3 separate regions of the Mus musculus genome follow, and all the other regions are linked to region 2. A link is a loop called in an ENCODE intact Hi-C map of the cell type or tissue named here. Cell type or tissue: left cerebral cortex. All regions are shown on one strand.

Region 1 (8,000 bases), 92 kb before region 2:
GGTAGCATCATCAAGAGGTAGCAAGGTAACCCCCAGAAGAATCACATGGCCTGTTGGACCTCCAGAGAGAAGGGAACTGTCATTTGTACACATTTTATTGTCCCTGTTATAACTGGCAAGCTCACAAGGACTAGATAGAAAGTGCCTGTGGCCCACAAAGACTCTGAGTCATTTAGTCTGTCGTCTGCCATCGGTAGATGGTATGGACTGGGTCCCATAGAACGTGACTGACAAACACAGGTTGGTATCCTCTATCTCAGCTTATCTATGGAAAAGGAGTACTGTATCTTTTTTGCTGGTGCCTAGGAGAGTGGTCGCAATACAATTCACAGAGCAGGTGTCCCATGGATATTCATGTGGAGATATTTCAGTGACACAAATGGCTGAGACTAATTGCATGTATGCTTACCTAGTGACCCTGCAGGCCAGATCCTGGGTCATGCCCAAGAAAACTGCCCACATGTGCTCATGACAGACACCAACCAGAGGCTCATAGTGATCTAGCTACTGTAGTATTCCATTTACCCACCTTCCCGTCACTTTGCACCGGGGTGAATCTCAGCTTGGGGGCTTTTAAAGTAACATGAGTTCTGAAGTTCAGACTCAGATCTTTCTGTTTGTTTGCAAAGCAAGTATGGTGGGCTAGTGGTGCCTGTAGGGTGGAGTAGGGGTGGCATAGGGTGGTACTGGTACTTGTTTGGGGTAGGGTATGTAGCTCTGACAGAAGCGGAACTTACTGTGTAGACCAAGCTGGCCTTGGAGTTGCAACTATCCATCTGTCTCTGCCCCCCTAATTCTGGAATTAAAGACATGGGACACCAAGCCCAGCCTAGCACTCAGTTTTGATTTAGGAAGGAAGGAAGGAAGGAAGAAAGAAAAAACCCTGAAAAGGTAAAACTAGTTTGTCCAGAGAGAATGCACCCAGGGGCTGCTGTCAGCTGGCCTGGCTCTCACTCAGGCTGATGCTCTGTACACTTGTGCCCACCTCCCACGTTGCTCCCAATCCTGGCCCATTCAGGGCTTCGTGTGCTCAGTGCCAGCTCTGCTTTTTGGTCTCCACAGAACATTGTTGCTGTGGGAGCTGGCTTCTGCGACGGCCTCCGCTGTGGGGACAACACCAAGGCGGCCGTCATACGCCTGGGCCTCATGGAAATGATCGCTTTCGCCAAGATCTTCTGTAAGGGCCAGGTGTCCACGGCCACCTTCTTGGAGAGCTGCGGGGTGGCTGACCTCATCACCACCTGCTACGGAGGGCGGAACCGCAGGGTGGCAGAGGCCTTCGCCAGGACTGGGAAGGTACCCTGAACCCCAACCCTCTCGACTTGATACTCAGACCCCAGACTGGGAGAAATGAGGCCTGTCCCCAAAGAGATTTCCTATAATATTGACACCCCTCCCCTGTTCTGTTTGCCCTGGCTGTGCTCACCTGAGTGTCCTAGCCCTTAAATGCTCTCATCTTTTTCTTTCTTTTCATAAGTTAGCATACAAAGTAACAGGCTTGCAATAGCCTTTTCATAATTTAGGTTAATCCTCGCACCCTCCTCCACCCCCCAGCTTCCCTCTCCCCACCCCATCTGATTGCTCCCTTCTACTGCTGGAACTCCACCTTCCGTCTTCGTATCACAGGCCTTCTCCCTCTTTTGCTCCTTCTCAGGGCCCCTTTCAGGTCTCTGGTCATTGGCCTCTTTCCACACCACTCTAGCATAAATACACAGATATGAAAACGGGGCACTAGGAGGCCCAGCCACCCAACTCAAGGACCACCGTGTTGGATTAGGTCACCAGCACTCCATAAAGAGCTGGGTGCAGCCATATGAACCTGTAGTGTCCGTGCTGGGGAGGCAGAGACTGGAGGATGCCCCTGTCAGCGACCTGGAGGATTCCTGGTCAGCGAGCCCAGCTGAGTTGGTGAGCTTTGGGTTCAGGAAGGAAGCTGTCTAAGAAGATACGTGACATCAACCCCTGACCTCTCCATGCATGCATACACATGGGCATGGACACACACACACAAACACACATACACACACGCACACACGCACACAGGCACACACACCTGCACGAGCGCGCACACACACAGGAGGTAAGAGCCTCACATGAGAGATCATGCACTCTTTGTCTTTCTGAGCCCTGGTGACTCCATTTAACGTGACACTTTCCAGTCCTGTTTGCCTGTAAATGTCACTCACAGTTTCATGTTTTCCTTATCCTTTTCTTTGGCTGGAGACGGGACATCTCCGCTCTCCTCACCTCTCTCAGAAGGAACAACTCTCACGCGGAGGCTTTCTGTGTCCTTTGCTTCTCAGACCATCGAAGAGCTGGAGAAGGAGCTGCTGAACGGGCAGAAGCTGCAGGGACCTCAGACCTCTGCGGAGGTGTACCGCATCCTCAGGCAGAAGGGGCTGCTGGACAAGTGAGTCCCCGTTGCCTGGGCTGCTGGTCCTTGGACAGTCGCAGCGGGCGGATGAGGGGATGAGGCCAGGGTACTTGGGATATGACAGGAAGGAACTGTTTAGATTTCTATGTGATATGAACATCTCTGGTGGGAAATATCTATTTATTACAGACAACTGATTTTAATTCGTTAAAAAGAGTGATTCCATAGATTAAGCATGCTACAGAATATGGAATTTTAGTCGAGCATGCCCAACTTTTTCATGTTGTGACATGACCTTGTCTACAAGGTTTACCCTTGAACCTTGCAGCTCAGTAACAACAAAAAAAATGCAAAAAAAAAAAAAAAAGCCTCAATGTCTTAAATCAACTTATAATTTCTTGTGTTGGGCTATATTCATAGCATGGAAGGTGCTGTAGATACACCTGCTAGGTTCTGGTTTGTTCTACCTTTGTGGTTGGTTTGCTTTTAAAAAAGGGCCTCACAACATAACCCTGGTTGGCCTGGCAGGCACTATATAGACGAGGGTGGCCTTGAACTCACAGAAATCTGACTGCTTCTGCCTCCCAACTGTTAGAATGTAAAGTGTGTGCCACCACACCCGGGTACTTTTGGTTTTTATGAAGAGATGTAAGTATGAGCTGGGTGTGGTGGTTCATGCCTGAAATTCCAGCATTGGGGAAACTCTGTCAGGTGGACTGCTACAAGTTTGAAGCTAGGTTAGTCTACAAAAAGAGTTCAAAGTCAGCCTTAGCTATATAGTAAGACCATGTATTTTTAAAAGGCAAGGAGGGTGACCTGTGCATGGCAGCACTTGTCTGACACCTTAGCACTCATCTTAGCACTTAGCTGGGAGGATCAGGAGTCCACTGCCAGAATTAGAAGCTAGCATAGGAAGTGCACCCCAGTGCAGCCCTGAGCCTCTCGCAGTATGACCGATCTTAAGCACAGAAACCAGACTTTGAAGGATTGGGTCTTTGTTCTTGTTTTAGCAGGTTAGGCTGTATACATCCTGGGTTATAAGGCCTGAATGATACTTCAGTCATGGCACTGGTTGTGCTACTGTCTGTGGGCCTGTTACAACACACACACACACACACACACACACACACACACACTCTCACACACTCCAAGAGGCACAGAGCACAACCTAACATGTCCTTCCTACCCCTCTAGGTTTCCCCTCTTCACTGCAGTGTATCAGATCTGCTATGAAGGCAGGCCTGTCACGCAGATGCTGTCCTGCCTGCAGAGCCACCCAGAGCACATCTGAAGGAGTCAGGCAGCCATCAGGAACAGCTCTGCTGTGCCCACTGGAGGAATCCGGGGCTTGGCAGTGGGATCCTGCTGAACTGTACTTCGAATACATCCAAATTGTTACAGCTTTGTCTCTGTGCCAGGAGAAGCACTCCTCCACTGGCTAAGATGTGTCGGGTAACAACTACAGACACACACGCACATGAGTGAATGTGTGTGAGAGTGTTTGTGTGTGTGTATGTGTGTGTGTGTATATATACAAGTGTGCACCTTTCTCATTCTGTGAGTGTTTCTCTGAACCCAAATCAGGTGTCTATTGATCACATTTTAAATTTCCCCTCCAGGGCAGCTTGTGAAGTTAGAACTAACTCAGCTAAATGTTATGGCTGTGACTCATTTATATGCAAGGGAAGGGAGGAACTGGGTTTTTTTCCCTCTGAAACAGCTATCCAGCATTAAAAACGTCTGCATATATGTGTGTTTGAAGACCACCACACTTTTAAACAGCATCTCAGAGCCAGCAGCATGAACTCCTGGGTTGTGGATTGACGGCTAAACAATCAGGTGTTTTAATTAGATACTCCACAGACAGGTGTCTTCTTGATACAGAGACCACATTCCTTGCCTCTTTCCTCTTCATTTGCTGCTAGAATGGGCTTTCATACAGACCCAGCAAGGCAGAGGAGGAACATCCTTGCAGTGGCTGGGGACACTTCATTATGCTCATTGCTAGGTGGACTTTTTTTTTGCAGCTGTGTCTCTTCAGGCTTGTGGAAGGAACCCTCAAGGGGGCCACTGTCACTTCTCATGTAAGAAGCCATAGCTGTACCTGGTCACCTGGGGACATGGGGACATTCCTCCATCCCTCCAGGATGGGACCTGCGAGGATGTCCCTGGGCCTCTCTGACCTGCTGTTTGTAGGAATGATGTGCCTTTCCTGAGGGCCAGGAGGGCTACTTGCCTTGGAGATTTGTGTGGCAAAGAGTGGGAAAGTCACCACCCACGTGGTGTCCCCAGTCAGCAGGGGCATTTCACTCAGCAGGATCCCACTGCCAAGCCCCAGATACCTGGTGTTCCTCCAGGAATCCAGTGTTTCCACATGCCTTCTATGCATTTCGGATGCTCACTACAGCAGAGAGCCACTGCACTAGAGAATTTACAGCCTTTGCTGAACAATGCTCTATAAGAGACAAGTGTCCTGGAGTCTCCTGGCTAAGCCAGGTGGACCCTGGAATGGCCAAGTAAGTTTGGCCATCCCAGCTGCCTGACTTTTCACACTTTCCTAGAGTGGGGAGGGATCCTGGATGCTAGGAACCCATAAAGCTAATACGTCCCAAACACATTAGACTATGAGAGTCTTGTTTTTCTTAACTAGAATATTAATTAAAATTTCTAGAGAATACTCCTATAGAGTGAGGTGACCCTCACTCTCCACAGGAATTCAGGATGACTAACTTCCTGTGAGAGTTCTATGTAGCCTGGGCTGGCCTTGAATTTGTCACCTTCTTGCCTCTGTCTCCTGAGTGGCCTGGGCTTTGCAGTTCTGGCCTAACCCCTGAGAAAGCTTTCAGGATGCAGGGTCAGGCACAGACAAGGGGATGTCGACCTCAGTGAAACGCACACTATATGGAGTGAGTGCTTTGGATGCTAGAATTAGAACACAAATGATTTTATCTTTATTTAAAAACCAGGCGTCCCACGGGGGTGGAAAGAGCACACGGAGGTCATTGTCCTGTGCTTTAGCCTATGAGAGTTTCCACTTCCCCTCCCTCCTCCTGGGTTTGGTTGCCCCCACCCTACTCTACATCCCTTCTATAACTGAAAATGATTGTAAAATAAATTTTTATGAGAATTTTAAAAACTGTCCAAGAAGACTTTTTGGAGCATTATAAAGTCCCACACCTAAAACGCACAGCAGGCTGAATATTTCAGTTTTCTTAATGATGTCAATCAATTTTTTCTTGCCTCCTAAGTCTTTTAAAAAACGAAACTCTGTACATATGTAACAAAGAGTTACTTTTTAAGATATCCAAAGGGCTGAGAGCTACCGTGGTGTCTACAAAGTAGCACAATGCAGAGTTGTTGACGTGTTTTGCATCCTCGTGTACATTCACCCTCTCTCTGGCCTTGTACTTCCGCTTCTTCCTTCCCTAATGAATGACCTTACTTACTGACTGACATCCCCCTGAAGTCAGCTGATGTGCTTATAACCCACCCAGGAGGGAAACAGGTAAATTTCTTGTTTGTGCTCTGAAGGCCAGAGGCATTGCTGTATGCGTTACCTGTTTTTGTAACCTTGTAACCACCTGCTGATTGGTGTTTCTTGGCGATAGGCTCAGAGACACCTAGATTAGAAACTTCACCTGTGAATGTAAAACTAAGCTCTTGCCTTGCTACTCTCCTCTCCACCGCAGTTTTGGACAAATCTTTGGAAACCCACCCCTGGGGCAGAGCCTGCCTTCTGGTGTTTTCATAGCTGGCCTAAGAAGGGTGCTGTGGTGAGATCGCAGTGTCTAAACAGAATTGTTTCTCTGCCACTTCTGACTGGCTGGCCTCCTACTTCCATATGTACTGTATTTGTTTACGGACTGTAGGTGGGTGTATAGTGTAAAGGCTTGGTTTAATAAACACAACCTCTCAGACCTGTTCCATGGAGCCTATTTTTCCTTTCTTGTTTTTATAAATTATTATTGGGGTGTGCTGTACAAAATTGTGTCTCTGTTCTTACCTACCCAAGGCATTCTTTGATTGGCTTTAATAAAAAATCAGATGGCCGATTAGCTGGGCATGAAGTGGAAGGTGGGACTTCCTGGGAGGGAGAAAGGAACTCTGGAAAGAAAGAAGGAGGCACGAGGGGAGACAAATATGATTTTGGTACTAGAAAGTAGCCACATGGCTGGATAGGGCTAGGTGGCTGGGTTAACTTAGATGAGCTAGTTGAGAGTCTGCCCAGCTAAGGCCTAAAGCTTTGAAATATTAAAAGTCTCTATGGTTATTTGGGGAAAATTGGATAAGGAATAATTGCCATTGTATTCATTTCCAGCATTAATTAATAAATACAGAATTTTAATATTTATATTATAACTTGATTGTTGTATTTTATAGGTATGGATGTATTTGGCCTGCATGTATGTATGTATGTATGCACACTATGAGTGTGCCTGGTGCCCACAGAGGTTAGAAGAGGGCACTGGGTCCCCTGGAACTGGAGTTACAGGTGGTTTCAAACCTAGGTCCTCTGGAAGAACAGCAGCCAGTGCTCTTAACTGCTGGGCCATCCCTCTAACCTCGGGTTTTCTGAGTCAGGGTTTCATGCAGCTCAGGCTAGTCTCAAGCTTACTCCTTAGCTGCTGCAGGTAGCTTCCAGCTCCTGGTCCTCCAGTCTCTACCTCCCAGGCAGTCAGAATCAGCCTGCACCTCCATGCCTGGTCCTTCTGTTTTCTACCTCCCAGGCAGTTAGGATTACAGGCCTGCACTCCATGCCTGCTTCCCTATTTCTTTCTCCTCTTCCTCCTTTTCTGAGGCCAACTTGTAGAAGTAGCTCTCCCTTCCATTGTGAGCTCTAAGAATTGAACTCGGGTTGTCAGCCTTGAATAGCAAGTGTTTTAATCCACTGAGCCATCTCCACAGCCCCGGTTTCCTTCCTTCCTCCCTCTACTCCTAATATAAGGCCTATGTAGACTAGGCTTAGACTAGGCTAGCCTCAAACAGAAATATGACCCCTCTGGCTTCTTTGAGTTACATGCTTAGACCCAATTTTTTTTTTCATCCATTTAGGTTAGCTCTTACTTTAAAACATGAATTGTGTTGAATTTCTGAAAATTAAAGACGCTTTTTAAGAGAAATGCTTCAGCCAAGCGTGGTGGCTTATGCCTGTAACAGGCTGAGGCTGTCAGCCTGGGAGTTGGTTCTCTCCTGCTGTGTGTGTTTTAGGTATCAAACCTAAGTGTCCCGCCTGATCCTTCGGGATTCGTTCCTACCAGGCTGTGTTCTACTTGGATCTGGCCCATACATGGAAAGCCATTGGAGTGTTTGTCTATTATTGGTATTCTGTCTGGACTCCACCCCCACCGTTACCGGGCAACTGCCAGGTAGACCTGGCCCACTATAAAAGGGGCTGCCTGGCCCCTCCTCCCTCTTCTCCCTCTTACTCCCTTGCTTCTCTTGTCTCTCTTACTCTTGCTTCCCACTTGCTCACTCTCTCCCCATTCCCTTCTCCCCTTTCTCCACATGGTCATGGCTGGCCTCTATGTCTCCTCTCTCCTCTCTGCCTTTCTCTGCCTCTGATATACTATAACGTCGTGTGGCTGGTCCCTCAGGAGGAAGGGATGCCTAGGCATGGGTCTGCCAA
Region 2 (8,000 bases):
GGGAGGCAGAGGCAGGTGGATTTCTGAGTTCAAGGCCAGCCTAGTCTACAGAAATAGTTCTAGGGCAGCCAGGGTTACACAGAGAAACTGTCACAAAACAAAACAAAATTCCTTTTTCTTTTAGTGAACCTGGTATTCCCTCCATTCAACTTCTGTTAATTAAATTAAAGGTGTCCTAGCCAAGTGTAGGCGCTTGGGAAGTTGTGGCAAGAAACTTAAGAGCTGAGGTTAACCTGGGCCTCAGATCAGCAGAGTGGCTCATGCTTTAATCCCAGCACTATGTAGACCAGGATAGCCCCGAACTCAAAGACCCTCCTGCCCTCTGGCTTGGCATGGCTGGTAGTCATGGCTTCCTGGGGAGTGGAGACCTCTCCTAGTGAGATTTTTCAATATTCTCTTGAGAGCATTAGTGCTAAAAATTTGCAAGCTTTTCTTCAATGTGTGCTTAGGGCTCGTTTAGTGTGTGCATAAACATTTTGAGATCCCCAGTGTCTTAGTCAGGGTTTCTATTCCTGCACAATCATCATGACCAAGAAGCAAGTTGGGGAGGAAAGGGTTTATTCAGCTTACACTTCCACATTGCTGTTGATCACCAAAGGATGTCAGGACTGGAACTTAAGCAGGTCAGGAAGCAGGAGCTGATGCAGAGGCCATGGAGGGATGTTCTTTACTGGCTTGCTTCCCCTGGCTCGCTCAGCCTGCTCTCTTATAGAATCAAGACAACCAGCTCAGAAATGGTCCCACCCACAAGGGGCCTTTCTCCCTTGATCACTAATTCAGAAAATGTCTTACAGCTGGATCTCATGGAGGCATTTCCTCAACTGAAGCTCCTTTCTCTGTGATAACCCCAGCTGTGTCAAGTTGACACAAAACTAGCCAGTACATCCAGTGCAGCCAGGCTTCAGTATCAGTGTAGTGTGGCATCAGAGTTGATGTATGTCTGGTGGGCCTGACCTGACACATGTCTCAGTTGTGTTTCTGTGTCTAAATACAACATAGCCAAGGACTTAGCCTCAGATTTGAGACAAGAAACATCATTTATCTGGGGCTTATTCTTTGTTCCCGCGAGGTGGTACATTTCGGAACCTCCTGGTTTGGTTAGATTGCCGCAGCATCGAATGTGTATATAGTTGTTTGTTCTCCCTCACCTTCAGTTTTGGTTGGCTGAGTTTTGGCTTTGCAGTGCACCTGTGAGGTAAGTCTTCTGCCACTGAGCTACGCTCCCAGGTCGCCAATGTTTTCGAAATTGGAAACCTAAACAACCCTTGAGAAAATGGAAAAAAACAATACAAAGTCCTTTATGTAATTGTTTTGTTGGAGACAGAGACTCCCTATGTGCCCCAGGCTGCCTGGTTGGTCTGGCCTGGCTACCTTCCTCTGCCTCCTGAAGGCGTGCTCCTCAGTTAATGTACTCTCTATCCCTTTCTGTGAAAATGTGGGTTATTTTAAATTTCCATAGATTTTTTTTTACACTTATTTGTGCGTGTGAGTGTGTGTGTGTGTGTGTGTGTGTGCATGTGTAGCCTAGGCATGGCTTTGGAAGTTGGCGGACAAAGTGATGAAGTCAGTTCTCGCCTACCATGTAAATCCCAAGGGTCAAACTCAGGTCACCTGACTTAGCCACAAGCACTTTTGCCCACTGAGTCATCTCACTGAGCCTTGCTTCCTTTTTTGTTTAATAACAGAGAGTTGCAGGCACCTAGTCCTTCCTCCCTAAGCAGCTTTGGGTACATCTCCCAAGAACCAGGGTGCTCTGTGAAGGGACTGAAGGAGCTAACATCCCGGACACCCACAGTGAGGCCCAGATCGCCCTTCACACTTTTCTTCTCAGCCTTTTGTCTGAGGCTGAATCAACTCCAGTGTCCTGTGTCTTGAATATCTGGATCACTTCAGGCAAAAGACTTTACCTGATAGAGAAATAAGTCAAGATGTTTTTAGAGAGGCTGTGTTGAGGCTTCTGTTATTCGGCTTAGCAAAACTATAGCATGTGCTACACTGTGTGTCTGGTGGGATTCACATTACATGGCATATGATAATAGATTATCCCAAATTAGTATTGCAAACTCGGTCACATAGGGTCTTATGACAAGGACTTAATAAAGTCCATGGGGTTCTACATGATCCTATGAATGACGTGCGTGCATGCGTCCGTCCGTGCATGCATGCATGCGTGTGTGTGCGTGCGTGAATGCGTGTGCATGCATATGAGTGCATGTGGAGACTGGAGGACAACTTCATCAAGTGTTGTTCCCCTGGAGCCATACACCTCGCCTTTTCAATCGAACCTCACCACATCCGAATGCTTACGTAGGTGCCGAGGATCAAAGTCGGGCCTTTTGAGAGGCAACCGCTCCTCTTACTAAGATATTTCCACCGCTCCCATGAGTGACTTTTCTTTACAGCTTCCCCCCACCCCCCCAAGGACCCATCATCCCCTGATGATCTACTAGGCTTCCTGTTGCTCTCTCGGTGGAGGAGGGCTGGGGAAAGAAGAAGCATAAAGGAAACAATGTGTCAGGTCAGATCTCTGTAGACCCTCACTGCCGCTTCTTTCCTCGTTTGCAAGGAACGGGTGAGGAGTACTCGTGGTTGCTAGATGATTCGACTCGCTATAGGACCAAAGGAAGCCGTGCCTCTCTCTTTCTATACAAATCCTCCAAGGCAAATATTTGTCTGGAGTCAGTAGCCAGAAACAATTGCTGAAGGGCTGCGGGGGTTATTACGGCGCTTGGTGTTTGCCCAGAGGCACACATGGGATGAGGAGGAAGGATTCCTCTGACTTAGTTACATGTTAGCTTTCCTGCTGCCGATAACAGTGCAGACCAGGGGACTCTGCTACAGCGGCACGCTAGATAAAGTCTCTACACAGCAGAGAAAAGTTAGCAGCTCATACCATTGACTCAGGGAGACACATTGAAACTTGGTAAATAACAAGCTTCCAGGAAGCTTATGAGGAAAAGAAAATCGTTGTGCTCACACATGAAAACTGAAGTGACTCACGTGTTTAATCTTCCCCACAAAGCAAAGAATCAATACGTTGGTTTTGGGCTAGTGGATAAAAACTACCATCCCCAGGAGGATAAATGTTGACCATCTAAGTCCCCTGTGACTGCTGGAGGAAGAGGAGGAGGGGGAGATCCCTTAACGGCAAATATGTTTATTTCAAGTATATTAAATATTTCCTTCAAAGCTGTCTTTGAAGGGTAGCTTTGTGTAGCACAGGTTTTTATTTTGGCTCTCTATATCTGTGTGTGTGTGTGTGTGTGTGTGTGTGTTTGTGTATCATCTATATCTATATCTATCTTTCTGAAACAGTGTTTCACTATGTAGCTTTGGCCGGCCTGAAACACATACAGATCTGACTGCTAAAGGTGTGCACCTCAATATTTTGTTTTGTTTTAAAGATTTTTATTGTATATGTATGTGTGAGTGGCTGCATGCATGCTGTGTGCCATGTGGATGTGGTACCCAGGGGAGAGAGATGTTGGATCTCAGCCGGGTGTGCTGGTGCATACCTGGTCTACAGAGTGAGTTCCAGGACAGCCAGGGCTATACAGAGAAACCCTGTCTCGAAAAACAAAAAACAAACAAACAAAAGAAAATGTTGGCTCTCTTGAAACTGATGTTAGAGACATTGTAAACAGTCCAAAGTAGGTGCTGGGAACCAAACTCAGATCCTCTACTTAAGCAACACCCACTTTTAACTACTGAACCATTCTTTCAAATAAAGAATTTGGAGGGGTTGGAGAGATGGCTCAGAGGTTAAGCGTGCCAGCTGTTCTTCCAGAGGTCCTGAGTTCAATTCCCAGCAACCACATGGTGGTTCATAACCATCTATAGTGAGATTTGGTGCCCTCTTCTGGCCTGCAGGTACACATGCAGGCAAAACACTATATAATTAATTAATTAATTAATTACGTCTTAAAAAGTTATTTTGGGGACTGGGTTATAGCTCATTTGGTAGAGTGATTGTGTAGTATACACAAAGCTGTGGGTTAGATCCCCAGCAGGGCAGAGGTGTGTGTGTAGGGGGTGTCCCTGTAATTCAATCCCAGCACCTTGGAAGTGGAGGCAGGAGGATCTAAATTTAAAGATCATCTTTGGCTACACATTGAGATTCAGACCAGCTAGAGATACATGAGACTCAGAAAAGAAAATGTTGGTCCTCTTTCTGACCCCCAAAAGAAGTCAGACCTGGTAGACATTGCGGGACTGAGGCAAAGTGATCAGCTGGGTCCTGTGGCTTTGCCCCATGAAACATCTGGCTATGATAAAATATCCTGACAGAAAGTGAATCCTGAAGGAAGGGTCTTTGGGCTTCCGTTTTGGGTTACGTCTCATTGTGGATGTGCTGGGGAATTGAGCCAGGGCTCCATGCATGCTAGGCAAGCGTCCTACCAACTGTTTTCCTGTTTACCCCCTTTTTAAAAATCTGTACGTTTTGCTTGTGTACGTGTCTGTATGTGCACCACATGCATGCCTGATGCTCTCAGAAGTCAGAGGAGGGCATCGGAGCCCCTGAAATGGAGTTACAGACGGTTATGGACCTCAGGGTGGATGCTAGGAATCTAATCCGGGTCCTCTAGAAGAGCAGCCAGTGCTCTTAACTACTGAGCCATCTCTCCAGCCACTTTGTTTTACTTTCTAATTTGAGACAGAATCTTTCTCATTAACTCACTCAAGCTGACCTTGAATTTACTTTGCGGCCCAGATAAGCCCCAAACGTGTGATTCCCCCATTTCAACCTCCTGAGTAACCGGGGTTGCAGGCCAGCACTACCAGACCCAGCCAGACCTTGTTGACTCTTAACAATCAAGATTATGATAAAGAAATGTAAACAGTGGGGCTTATCTATGAGCAAGCCGATAAGCTAACAGTAGCAGCATTCAATGAACAGGCACAGAGCAATGTAAATGACTGAGCCTCAAACCGTACCACCAGGTGTCAGATGCTGTGATGAGTCAGAAGAACCAGGCTGGAGAGTACACATGCTAAGTCAGGACTGGTCCATAGGCTACTCGGGCTCACTATGGAGAGCATAGCAGACAAGCCCACATGTATGTTTTTATACAGCCTGCAAGTTAACAGTGGCTTTTATGGGACCGAGGATATAGCCCCACTGGTAGAATGCTTGCTTCGCGTGCGTGAAGTCCTAGATTCGATTACCCAGCCTTGTACAAGCCAGATGTGGAGGTGCACATCTGTAATCCTAGCACCAGGAAGGGAGGGGGAGAGAATCAGAGCTCACGGTCGTCATTAGCAAGTGAGACAAGCGTGGAATACTACGTCATGCACGACCATGGGGGCTGGCACACATGCACACATCACATAGGTCTCACTTTTTAAAATGTGTTCATGTGAGAATGAGATCTATTTTAAGCACCTCAGCTTTCCTTGACATAACCTGATATCCTCTGGGAAATTGCAAAAGACAGGTGACAGCTGCTTTCTCAGAACTTGGAAGGTGGTCATAGGCTTGCAGGAACCAGACCCGAATGGGAGCAGAGAAGACTTAACGGGATGCTTTCTCAGAAGGCCGAGGCAAGAGGATCGCTGAGAGTCTGAGGCTACATAGTGAGATTCTGTCTAAAAGAAATAAAAGCAGTCATGTGTGGTGTCGGGTAATCCAAAATAAATCGTGCGTGCATGCATGTGCATGTGCATACGTGTACTCCATGACACTTGTGGGTGCTGGGGACAACCTCAAGTCAGTCCTTGCCTGTCTGTATCCATTACAAGGTCATGCTCATCACTCGGTGTACCAACCCAGCTGGCCTGTGAGCTTCGGAAGACCCTGGTCTTGACCTCCCACACGACCTTGACCTCCCACCTTTGACACAAGCTTGGGGGATTCGAACTGAGTTCATCAGTCTTGCATGATAAGCACTTTACCAGAGGAACTATCTCCTCCAGACTTTAAGTTTCGAGGTAACTGCTCACATCAACCAGGAACATAAAATACTTGTCACTTACGAGGGGACATAGCCAGGCATGGTGGTGTTTGGCAGGGCTGTTTGCAGTAGCTGGAGATAAGATGGATCACTGACAGAAACCAGGAGAGAGACAATGGCTGATCAGGAATGCTCCGAAGCAGTTGGAAGGAAATGAGAAAGCTTTCCATGTTCTTAGCAAGGGTCTCCCTACCAGCGTGGTGAGATGGCTCAGCAGGAAAAGCCACCTGCCCCTAAGCCCGACAACCTCCCACTACTCAGCCAACCTTCTCCTCGTTCCTCCCACTTCCTCAGAGGATGGCGCTCTGCTTTCCCCCTTGAACTTTGAAATGTCCCCACCTCCTCCATCTTGCTAACCCTAAAGCCCGAGTCTGTTAGCTGAGAGTCAGGTGACTTAGTCCCGTGAATTTGTAGCTAATGATTTTATCTCTAGCTTCCCAGTTCCATGTTCTATTTAAAAGGCTAATGAGGTTTTAAAGGGGAAGAAAAAAAAGCAAGCAATGAATTAGCTTCTTTTGCCATCTAGTGCTGCTGTGAAGGGGCCTGTCGGAGCTGTCAAAACAGCTCTTGGTTGGTTGTCAGCGGACACCGGGACGCTTAGCATAAAAAGCACAGGAGGGTTATGACCAGTAAAAATTAACCTGGAGAGCCAATTCCTAGTAGGGCTCATAGGGGAGGGCGCACCAGAAAAGCCTCTACCCTATGAGACAGGAAAAGGGGTAGAGGTGGGGGTAGATTCTGGAAGCTTGCTCTCCAGCAACCAAGCTAAATGGTTAGATTCAGAGAGAGACCTTGACTCAAAGGAAGAGGTTGGAGAGTGGTGGAGGAAGACCCCCAACTGGCCTCTGCATTTGGTGTGCACACAGATGAGCCAGTATTAATGCGTGTCACACATTGCATGGTTCTGTTAATATGAAATATTGTTATTATATTGTATTGGTTCATTGTCGTGTGTTGTTTGAAATTACTGAAAAGCTGGCCCAGGGAAGTGCTGTTGCCCCACCACCCAGTTTTAGACTCAAGCATGTTTGTCTTTAAAGTGTCCGCCGAGGTCTGGAGTTGCCCTTCTCCCGACTCTGTAACAGGGAAAGAAGAACAGCAAAGCAGCCTGGGAGTAAAATCATTACACACTTGGGAACGGGAGAAAGGGGAGCCATTTGCAACCAAAGTTACTATGTTTATCCCATGACATCAAAGTGCCTGATTCTAGGATAGGAAATAGAAGCTGTTCAGGTCAGCCAGGGAAGGTCAGCTACAGAGAGGAGGCTCAGTCCAGAACTCCAGCCCAAGCCTCAACTCTCCCAGCGGGTTTCTGCTGGATATTGTAAGCCTCTGAATTGATGGCATCAGCTCTCTGCTGCTCTTTGTTCTATTACCTGAACCCTCCCCGGAGAGACCCTCTGCTCTGCCCAGGCTTCTAACAGGTACCCCAGTTGACTTTTTAAAAAGTATTTTTATCTTAATGTGTTTGTATCTAGTATATGTCCACGCACCATGTATGTGCATGGGTCCTCGAGGTCAGAAAGAAGTGTCAGAGTTATTGATGGTTGTGAGCCAACATGGGAATGCTGAGCCATCTCTCCAGCCCCCAGCTGGCTGTCTTAAAGGTGTTTGGTCAGTCCATTTCTGATGGATATTCGTAAGCCCCTGATTTGGTGATGTTACCTTCCTGTCTGTCCATCCATCTATGTATCAATATTTATTCTTTTATTTTTACTTGCTATATACACAATCAGTTCAGTCATTCAAACACAAAAACCCATCTACCACACAGTCCATTCTTCAGATCACACAGCACAGAGAGATCATAAAGACTACTAAAGAGTTGGAGAGATGGCTCAGCGGTTAACAACACTGACTGCTCTTCCAGAGGTCCTGAGTTCAATTCCCAGCAAGCACACAGTGGCTCACAAACATCTGTGATGGGATCTGACAGCCTCTTCTGGTGTGTCTGAAGACAGCTGTAATGTACTCATATACATAAAATAAATAAATCGTTTTTTATTTTTGTTTTTTTCGAGACAGGGTTTCTCTGTGTAGCCCTGGCTG
Region 3 (8,000 bases), 45 kb before region 2:
TTATGTGCACATGTATATGCATGTATGGAGGCCAGAGGTCTCAGGAATCCTTTTCCATCAGTCTCACTGAGACAGGTCTCTCACTGAACCCAGACCCTGGCATTTCTCCCGGGTCCTCCTGTCTCCAGTGTCTACAGCACTAAGGTTGCAGATGCCCAGGATATCACTGGGTTCTCATGGGTGACAGAGATCTGACCTCAGGTCCTACAGACCCAGCCCAAGACTAACTTTTAGTAGGTAAGCCTCACAGAGAACTGAGGCTTCAATGGGGTCTGGCAGCACGAGTAAGTTTTGCAAAGACAGGGGAGGAAGGGTGATCTAGGAGGCGACAGACCCACAAGCGTCAAGACACCAACACAGGAAAATGTATCTATCTATTCAGCCTGAAACTTTTCCTTTGGCAAAAGCATATGTCATTAACACGGAGATGGGTCTCCATTCCTATCACCCAGGTGGCAAAGGGAGGTGAGACTGTGCTTACTGCCTTGACCGCATCTGGGCCCAGATGTGAAGCAAGAGATGGGTTCAAACTCATCCTCCCATCGAGGCCTTCCGGGGTGGAGGTGCGCCCTCAGTGTGTGCCAAACCATCTGTCCACACGTGCACTCTTCCCTCAACCTAGACCATAGCTCAGCAGGGGCGGAGGAAGCTGTGGGTGAGAGCTGCTGTTCAGGGGAGGAGAGGGCAAGTCCTGGCTCAGGTCTTTCTCCTCTCAATGCTCCTCTCAAACACGACTCCCCAGGCCCATCTGCCACAGGCCAGAGTTAGGAGATGGGATTCTTTCCCTAGTAAAGGAAAGGGAGGGAGTTGGGGAGGTGACTGGAAAGCCAGGTCCCCAGTGAAGACAGACACAGGGGACAGAGCTGTGAGCCTCTTCTTAGAAAGCTGATTTTGAAACACCTCCTCAGCAAGGGCCGTCTGTCCCAAAAGGATGACTGTCCTACTGTGGCCTTCAACTGTAGCCCAGTCTCTGCATGGCTACACAGCTGGAGGGTGCCTGCAGCTTTAGTCACTCACGAGGTGGGGCAAAGCATAACTAAGCAGCCCAGAAGCCGAGAATTAAAGTAAGTTGAAAATCTCTGTGGGCTGAGACATCAAGTCAACAACAAATGGGCACCAAGGCCAGAATCACAAACCCTGGTCATTTTCTCTTCCATCTGCTTGGAAAGGGGGTTGGGAAGAGAGAAAGTGCATCCCCATCTCCAGGAGCAGGGCTCCGGTGGGGTACAGAAAGAAGCATAGTCATTCCTGTAAAGATTCTAGAAGATTCTTCAGGTTGTGATTTTTCGCCTGGAGCTATTTACCTTCCTTAAACTTAAATCAAACTGTCCAATTGTGTAATTGCTTTCTCGGAATTCACTAGCTACACAGAATTGGGATTTTCAGTACTGACTCTCCTGGTTGAAGAGAAAGGGCTGGGAGGTGGGAAATAGAGGGAGCTGGGAATGACAGAGAAAGAGCCCTTCATGCCAAGGCGTTCAAATGCTTCTACCACATTCTTCTATCACACCCTGGGAGTGCCTCAATGGCCCAGTCTCCCAACCACACTCCACACCAGTTAAGCTCAACTCTGACAGTGGGAGCTACCTGCATAGTGGAGAAAAGTCTCTTGGGGGCTGGAGGGATGGCACAAAGGGGGAAAGGGGGTTGCTATACAAGCCTAATGGCCCAAGTTTGACCCCTGGAACCCATAAAAGGTGGAAATAGAGAAGCCATTCCACAAAGTTGTGCTGGAATTTAAGGTGTGTGTCACCTCTGTCCCGATCAATGATTAAAAAAAGAAAAGAAAAAAACCTTCATGGATAGCTCAGTTGGTAAAGTGTTTGCCTTGCAAGCATGAGGGAGGAACTAAGCCTGACTCCTAGACATGGTGTCCAGAGCCTGTAGTCCCTGTGCCAGGGGGTTCCGTGGCGCTCACTGGGCAGACAGCCCAGACTACTTGGGGAGCTCTAGGCCGTTGAGAGAAACAAGGTAAATGGCGCATAAGGAACACCATCCAAAGTTGTTCTCTGGCTTCCACATGTACACACGCGTACATGCACAGCCAAACACACAAGTGCACTGGAACGCACACACACACACACAAACACGTGCAGGCAAAACACACACATATAAGAAATAATGAAAAAAAACTTTGATCTCACTAGAGATATCTGGAAGTCTGTGTGTGTGTGTGTGTGTGTGTGTGTGTGTCCTGGCTGCAACAGAAATCATTATGTAGACCAGGCTAGCCTTGACCTCACAGAGATCTGCCTGCCTTTTCCTCCTGAGTGCTGGGATTAAAGACACAAGTCATCACACCAAGATAAACTAAATGAAGCTTTAAAAGAACGAATGTGTGGGCAGTGGCTTGGACTCGGGGAGCCCTGAAGCTCACCTGCAGCTAGGGTTGAGGACAGCAGTCCTAAGACATCTGTCCTCGTTGTTCTCTCTCTCTCCCAGTTCACAGAGCACCAGCCATTGCTGGTAGGTGAGGGACAGGCAGGGGACCAATGTAGAACCACTGGGCACTCTCTCAGGAAAATGAGGCCTAAGGTGCAAGTTCTAGCTCAGTCTAGCTGTCTTTGTCAACCCAGGAAAACAGGGAGTAAAATACTGATGACTACCAAGTCTCCCACAGACCAGAGAGAAAGCTGGACTCCTCTGAGAAGAGAGGACTGGGGTGCTCCAATCTTCCCCCCTGAGGTTATGCGTGGCCAGCTGAAAAGAACTTGGTGTTTGTCTCTAGATGAGGGCCTACTTACAGGCTGGGGCCCTCACTTGACTGTCACCTGCAAGCTGGAATGTCTACATACCTTTAAAAAGCCAACCCAGGGTCTAGAGACTCGCTCACTTAGAGGCCCTGGGTTTGCTCCCCGCCCCCACACAGAGCAGGTATTAGGGTACACGCTGTGATCCCGGCACTTGTGAGGTAGAGAGAGGAGGGTTAGGACTTTAAGGTCATCACCAGCTACATAAGGAGTTCTGAGTCAAGCAGACGGCGGGAGTGTGTGGGGGGCCTCTAAAAGCCAGCACACACAAAGAATTCTGTGCCCCCAGGAACACACAGCCTCCCCCATTATCTCGTAAAATTCATGTAAAGAAAAGGCTCAGGTTTTGTTGTTGTTTTCCAAGTATGAAGAAGGCTGCAGGCTGGGTCCTTTTGCAGAGGCATGGGCAGCCTTGAGCTTCTACAACCTCTTGGTGGAGCAGTGTGCTGCCTTTGGGAGCACGGGAGCATAATGACTTCTTTTCTTGTCTATGAGACGGAACGAGGAGTACCAAGCTGGCCCGATTGCTCGGGAGAGCAACTAATCAAAGGGCTGTGAATCATGACACAGATGTTGTAGAAATGCCTCTCAGGAATGAATCACCCTCTACAGGAGGCATCGCTGCAGAACTGTGAAAAAGAGACCTCAGGAAAAGCGCCACAGATCCAGCCCATCCACCTAGGCAGTGACGCAACCTTAGGCGAATGACCGAACCACTCTGAGCCTCAGATGCCTCACTGCAGATACGGGTTGACCACACCCACCTGACAGAATTTCTCTGAGGGTTAGATACAATGTTTCCTTTCCCACCTACCCTGTCTCAGCACTCAGGAAACAGGCAGAGGATCAGAAATTTGAGGCCATCCTCTACAGCATAGTGAACTGGAAGCTGTCTGGGCTATGCAACATCCTGACTTAAAAAACACAAAACAAAACAATAACAACAACAACAAAACAGAATCTATTCTTGAAGAAGGAGGGACCAGGAGAAAAGGAGGTCTTTGCTGCGCTCAGGAAATAAGGTAACCCAAAAGATACAATGTACCCATGATCCTTGCCTTATGGAGTGAACCATTTCTACAGATGGAGGTAAATACAAACTGTCACGTGTGAAGCTCTGCCTCAATAACTATACGGCAAAGCATTCAGAGACGCCACAGTCCCGTGGCTTGGCAGAAGGCACTGCTGTTCTGCATCCTGGCTTCTCCCCACGTCTTGCTGAACGATTACCACCTGCCAATCACAGTGGCACAGCCTGCCTCATCTCTTCTCTGCCAGTCCCACCTTTTCCCCAGAGAGGAGACATTAGTATAACCATGTGCCTAGCTACCATCAGCGGGGTACCCTGCTCTGTGTCCGCCCCCTGCCTGTGCTGGGGAACCTAACTGGTTCCTCTGGTTACACATACTCCAGGTCAAAGAAAGGGACGGTGAACTCAAGCTGCTTGTCACCCGGTAATTAGCCTAGTGCTATCATTTCAGTTCAGGGCAGGGCCTTACCAGTCAGATCCGGACCTCTCCCTACCTCCCAAAGCAGCCATATGGAGACCAGGGACTGAAGGAACAGTTGGCTGCTTTTAAGCAAAAGGAGGTTTTTAGAAGGCTGGGGAGATGGCTCCGTCAGTAAAGTACATGCCAGGCAGGTATGAAGCCCCGTGTTCTGATGGTCAGGCCCAGGTTTAAAAAAAGCCAGATGTGGTAGCATGTAGCTGACCTCCCAAGATGGGACAGCTGGATCCTTGGAAGTTCAGAGGCTAGCTGACCAGCTTAGCTTAACCATCTCAGCCAAGCTGAGACCCTGTCTCAACCAGAAGGCAGAAAGCATCCAAGGAGTAACACCCAACCCTGTCCCTGCACTTCTCTCTCTCTCTCTCTCTCTCTCTCTCTCTCTCTCTCTCTCTCTCTCACACACACACGCGCGCGCGCACACACACACACAAAGGGGAAGAGGAGGGAGGGAGGACTTTTGGCTTTTTCAGGCAATAGGAACTGTAGAACAGTGTTATAACGCAGTTTACCTGCTTCATGCCAGAAACGTATTCAGGAATGCATAAATGTACTTTCGTACACCCTTGGTGTTTGTTTGTTTCTTGCTGAATAAGGACCCCAGCCACCTCTAAATTCCGGGAGTTCACCACCTCTTTGCAAACAGTTCATTGTCTATAAACAAACATCTAAATATTTGTTGGTGCCCAGGGTGCAGAGCTCTCGACTAAATTCTTCCCAAAGCAGAAGTCCTTGGTAAGCAAAAAGCCACTCTGGAAATTGCTTGTTTTGAAAGTTCCTTTGGCTAGAGCCTTCAGGTGAGGCGCTCGACAAATATAATTGCTGCCTCTGATTCTCCGGTCCAACGTTTGGTGTGTTTCCGGTTGCACTGTAGCCACATCTCGACCCTTCCTTGGGTGTGGCCAGCATTCCGAGGGCAGGTCCTTCTGCTCACCCAGCTCCTCAGACAGGAATTCAAACGTGGGCGCCTAATGAACACTAATGAGCGAAAGGTGTTGGCATCAGGACCGCCAGCTGCGCTCTGTTCCAAGTCCTTCCTGCTGGCAGAACTTAGACTTGGCAGTGCCACCAACAGGGCTTTCAGGACTGGTCCACTGGCACTCAGCAAGGTAGGCCCTGGCAACAAACGCACGGTGTTTTAAGCAGCTGCGGCTTCCAGCTTTATGCAACAGACCTTATGGTTTCGTTCTGTGGAACCTCGGCTGTACTCTACGACCATCCTGTTCGGGTCTGTGGTGCTTCCTACACCTTCAGTTCTGCGAACTGGAACCGTCCGGCTGCATTCTGGGGAACTTCCGGCTGCATCCTCTCCAACACCCCGCCCTGCTCTATGGAGCTTTGGCCTGTATCTAGAAACCAGGGTCTTTCTCACTTGGACCTCATTGGCAGACACGGTTCGCCCATGGGCCACCATCTGCTTGTATCTGACCTGACTCTTTGATTAAACTTGACCTTCCCTCAATATACCTCCATTATTCCCTGCTAAGCTGGCATGAAGGCATTCAAAGCCAGGGGGAAGACACTAGCCAGTACCTTCCCTCCACTTATTGGACATGTATATATCATGTATGTGTATATCTTGTTTAAATTTTCCGCTAGCTTGTGTAGCAGGGTTTCCGCTAGCTGCTGAACAAAAGTAGCAAGTGTGCAGAAGAGAGACTTAAGGGCTGGAGAGATGGCACAGCCAACTGCTCTCCCAGAGGTCCTGAGTTCAATTCCCAGCAACCACATGGTAGCTCACGACCATCTGTGATGGGGTCTGATGCCCCCTTCTGGTGTGTCTGAAGACAGCTACAGTGTAAAATAAATCTTTTGAGAGAGAGAGACTGAGACTTAAAGCATTTTACCCCCTAAAAAGATTATAACCTGTGGCTAATATATGGAGCATGCAGAGTCTTTGTGCATAGCCTAAGATGTCCTTTCTGTCCTCCTGCCTCTGCTCCCTCCTAAATGACGGCATTATAGGTATATGACATCATGCCCGGGCCTAGGAATTGAACCTAGGCCTTCCACACGATAGGCCAGTGCTCTCTCACTGAGTATCTTAGTCAGGGTTTCTATTCCTGCACAAACATCATGACCAAGAAGCAGTTAGGGAGGAAAGGGTTTATTCAGCTTACATTTTCCACACTGCCGTTATTCACCAAAGGAAGTCAGCACTGGAACTCAAGCAGGTCAGGAAGCAGGAGCTGATGCAGAGGCCATGGAGGGATGTTCTTTACTGGCTTGCTCAGCCTGCTCTCTTATAGAACCAAGACAACCAGCCCAGAGATGGTCCTACCCACAAGGGACCTCCCCCCTTGATCACTAATTGAGAAAATGCCTTGCAGCTGGATCTCATGGAGGCACTTCCTCACCTGAAGCTCCTTTCTCTGTGATAACTCCAGCTTGTGTCAGGTTGACACAAAACTAGCCAGTGCACGGAGTCTCATCCCAAGTCCCCTCCCCCATGTCCCTCCTCCATGTCTACCAGTAGAATGTCCACCCACAGGATGTGTATTGAAGAGGAGGAGCAGGGAGGAAGGGCTCTCTGACTTCCACACGGGAGGCATTTCCCTCTAGCTGTATCAGCAGAAACACCAGTCTAGAGCTTCCTGTCTGCCCGGCTCTGTCTCTAATATAATTTCCTCACCTAGCCCGTCTCTCTTTGCTCAGTTGAATCTGAACAACCCTTGAAAGCAATGTAAATATTTGCTCCCGGAAGAAACTGTGCCCAAGCCCAGGCTGATCTTGCTACCCTCCTCCTGGGCAAAGCTGTTCCCTGGCCCATTTGTAGCCTCGTGGGTACCACCCTCTCTGGCCCATTCACAGACTAATGAGGTACCACTCATCCCTGCTGCATCCCATCTTGATGACATGCTCCTTCAGGGAAGAAACTGTGTCTTCTTTTCCAAACTGTGTATTCTAGTAGTAAATGCCACACCTTAGGTAAGTACATTTTAAGGCTCTTAATGCAGATAAGGACTTTAGGGGAGGCAGGCGGATCTTTATGAGGTCAAGACCAGTCTGGTCTACATAAGGAGTTCTAGGTTAGTCAGGACTACACGATGACATTCTGTTTTGTTTTGTTTTTTCTTTAACAAAACAAAACAAAAACCAAAAAATGAACAAACTTTGAGGAATCCAGCTTCTTCTTGTGACCAAGACCTTAATGAGATTTTAATAGTTTATTTATCTGTTTGGTTTTTTGTGTTTTTTTTTTAAATTGTTGTTGTTGGTGGGTTGTTTTTCTTTTTGTTTTGTTTTGTTTTTGTAGTGCTGGGATGCTGGGCCTTAAGCTATATCTATAACCTCAGGAAATATTTAAAACTATATTTTTATTTTTAACCAACACATAGTAATTATAAATGGTTATGCATTACAGTGTGACACTTCAATACATAAATATGATGTGCAGTGATCAGGGCAAGGTGACCAGCTTATATCCCCTTGACTGTTGTTACTTCTTTGATGGGAAAAATCCAAATAAAAAATCCTCTCTCCTAACTCCTTGAATATTCAGTTAACAGTTGTCTATGACAGTTCCATGCTTCAGAGCGACAGGCATTGGTCCTCACAGACAGACAGACAGCTGTACCAGACAGCCATCTTCTATACACACACACACACACACACACACACACACACACACATACTCGCCCCCATCTACTTCTCCGGCAGCGACTTTGGTAGCAACTGTTACTTTCTCACCTTGCACGAGACCCACTGTTTAGCTCCCACATTGAGAGGATGCAGCATTTGTCTT

The links. Hi-C counts contacts between places; a loop is a spot of excess contacts. Peaks named below come from ENCODE experiments on the same cell type or tissue, not always from the same donor. Only the 100,000 strongest peaks of a DNase experiment are listed, where the experiment ranks them.
Region 1: it touches region 2 in a loop (2.0-fold over the local background); 16 of 42 quality-filtered maps call a loop at or near these places.
Region 3: a loop joins it to region 2, with 2.2 times the contacts of the local background. A loop is called at or near these places in 6 of 42 quality-filtered maps.

What each region holds. Positions count from the first base shown.
Region 1 is chr9:114,898,071-114,906,070 of GRCm38, reverse strand. Gpd1l (glycerol-3-phosphate dehydrogenase 1-like) reads left to right here. Exons shown (of 8, transcript NM_175380.5): 6 at 1,063-1,296; 7 at 2,304-2,410; 8 at 3,569-6,732. The coding sequence ends at 3,665. Among named protein-coding and RNA genes, the nearest start is that of Gpd1l, 32 kb to the left of the region's middle. In left cerebral cortex, no CTCF peak of the experiment used is centred here; a DNase peak (open chromatin) is centred at 3,788.
Region 2 is chr9:114,805,802-114,813,801 of GRCm38, reverse strand. The region is part of intron 1 of Cmtm8 (CKLF-like MARVEL transmembrane domain containing 8); the gene reads left to right. Among named protein-coding and RNA genes, the nearest start is that of Cmtm7, 28 kb to the right of the region's middle. In left cerebral cortex, a CTCF peak has its summit at 3,856 (motif pointing left); no DNase peak of the experiment used is centred here.
Region 3 is chr9:114,850,841-114,858,840 of GRCm38, reverse strand. Gm30448 (a long non-coding RNA gene) reads left to right here and starts at 5,178. Exons shown (of 3, transcript XR_379920.3): 1 at 5,178-5,364. In left cerebral cortex, CTCF peaks have their summits at 3,182 and 6,027 (motif pointing left); DNase peaks (open chromatin) are centred at 3,295 and 3,998.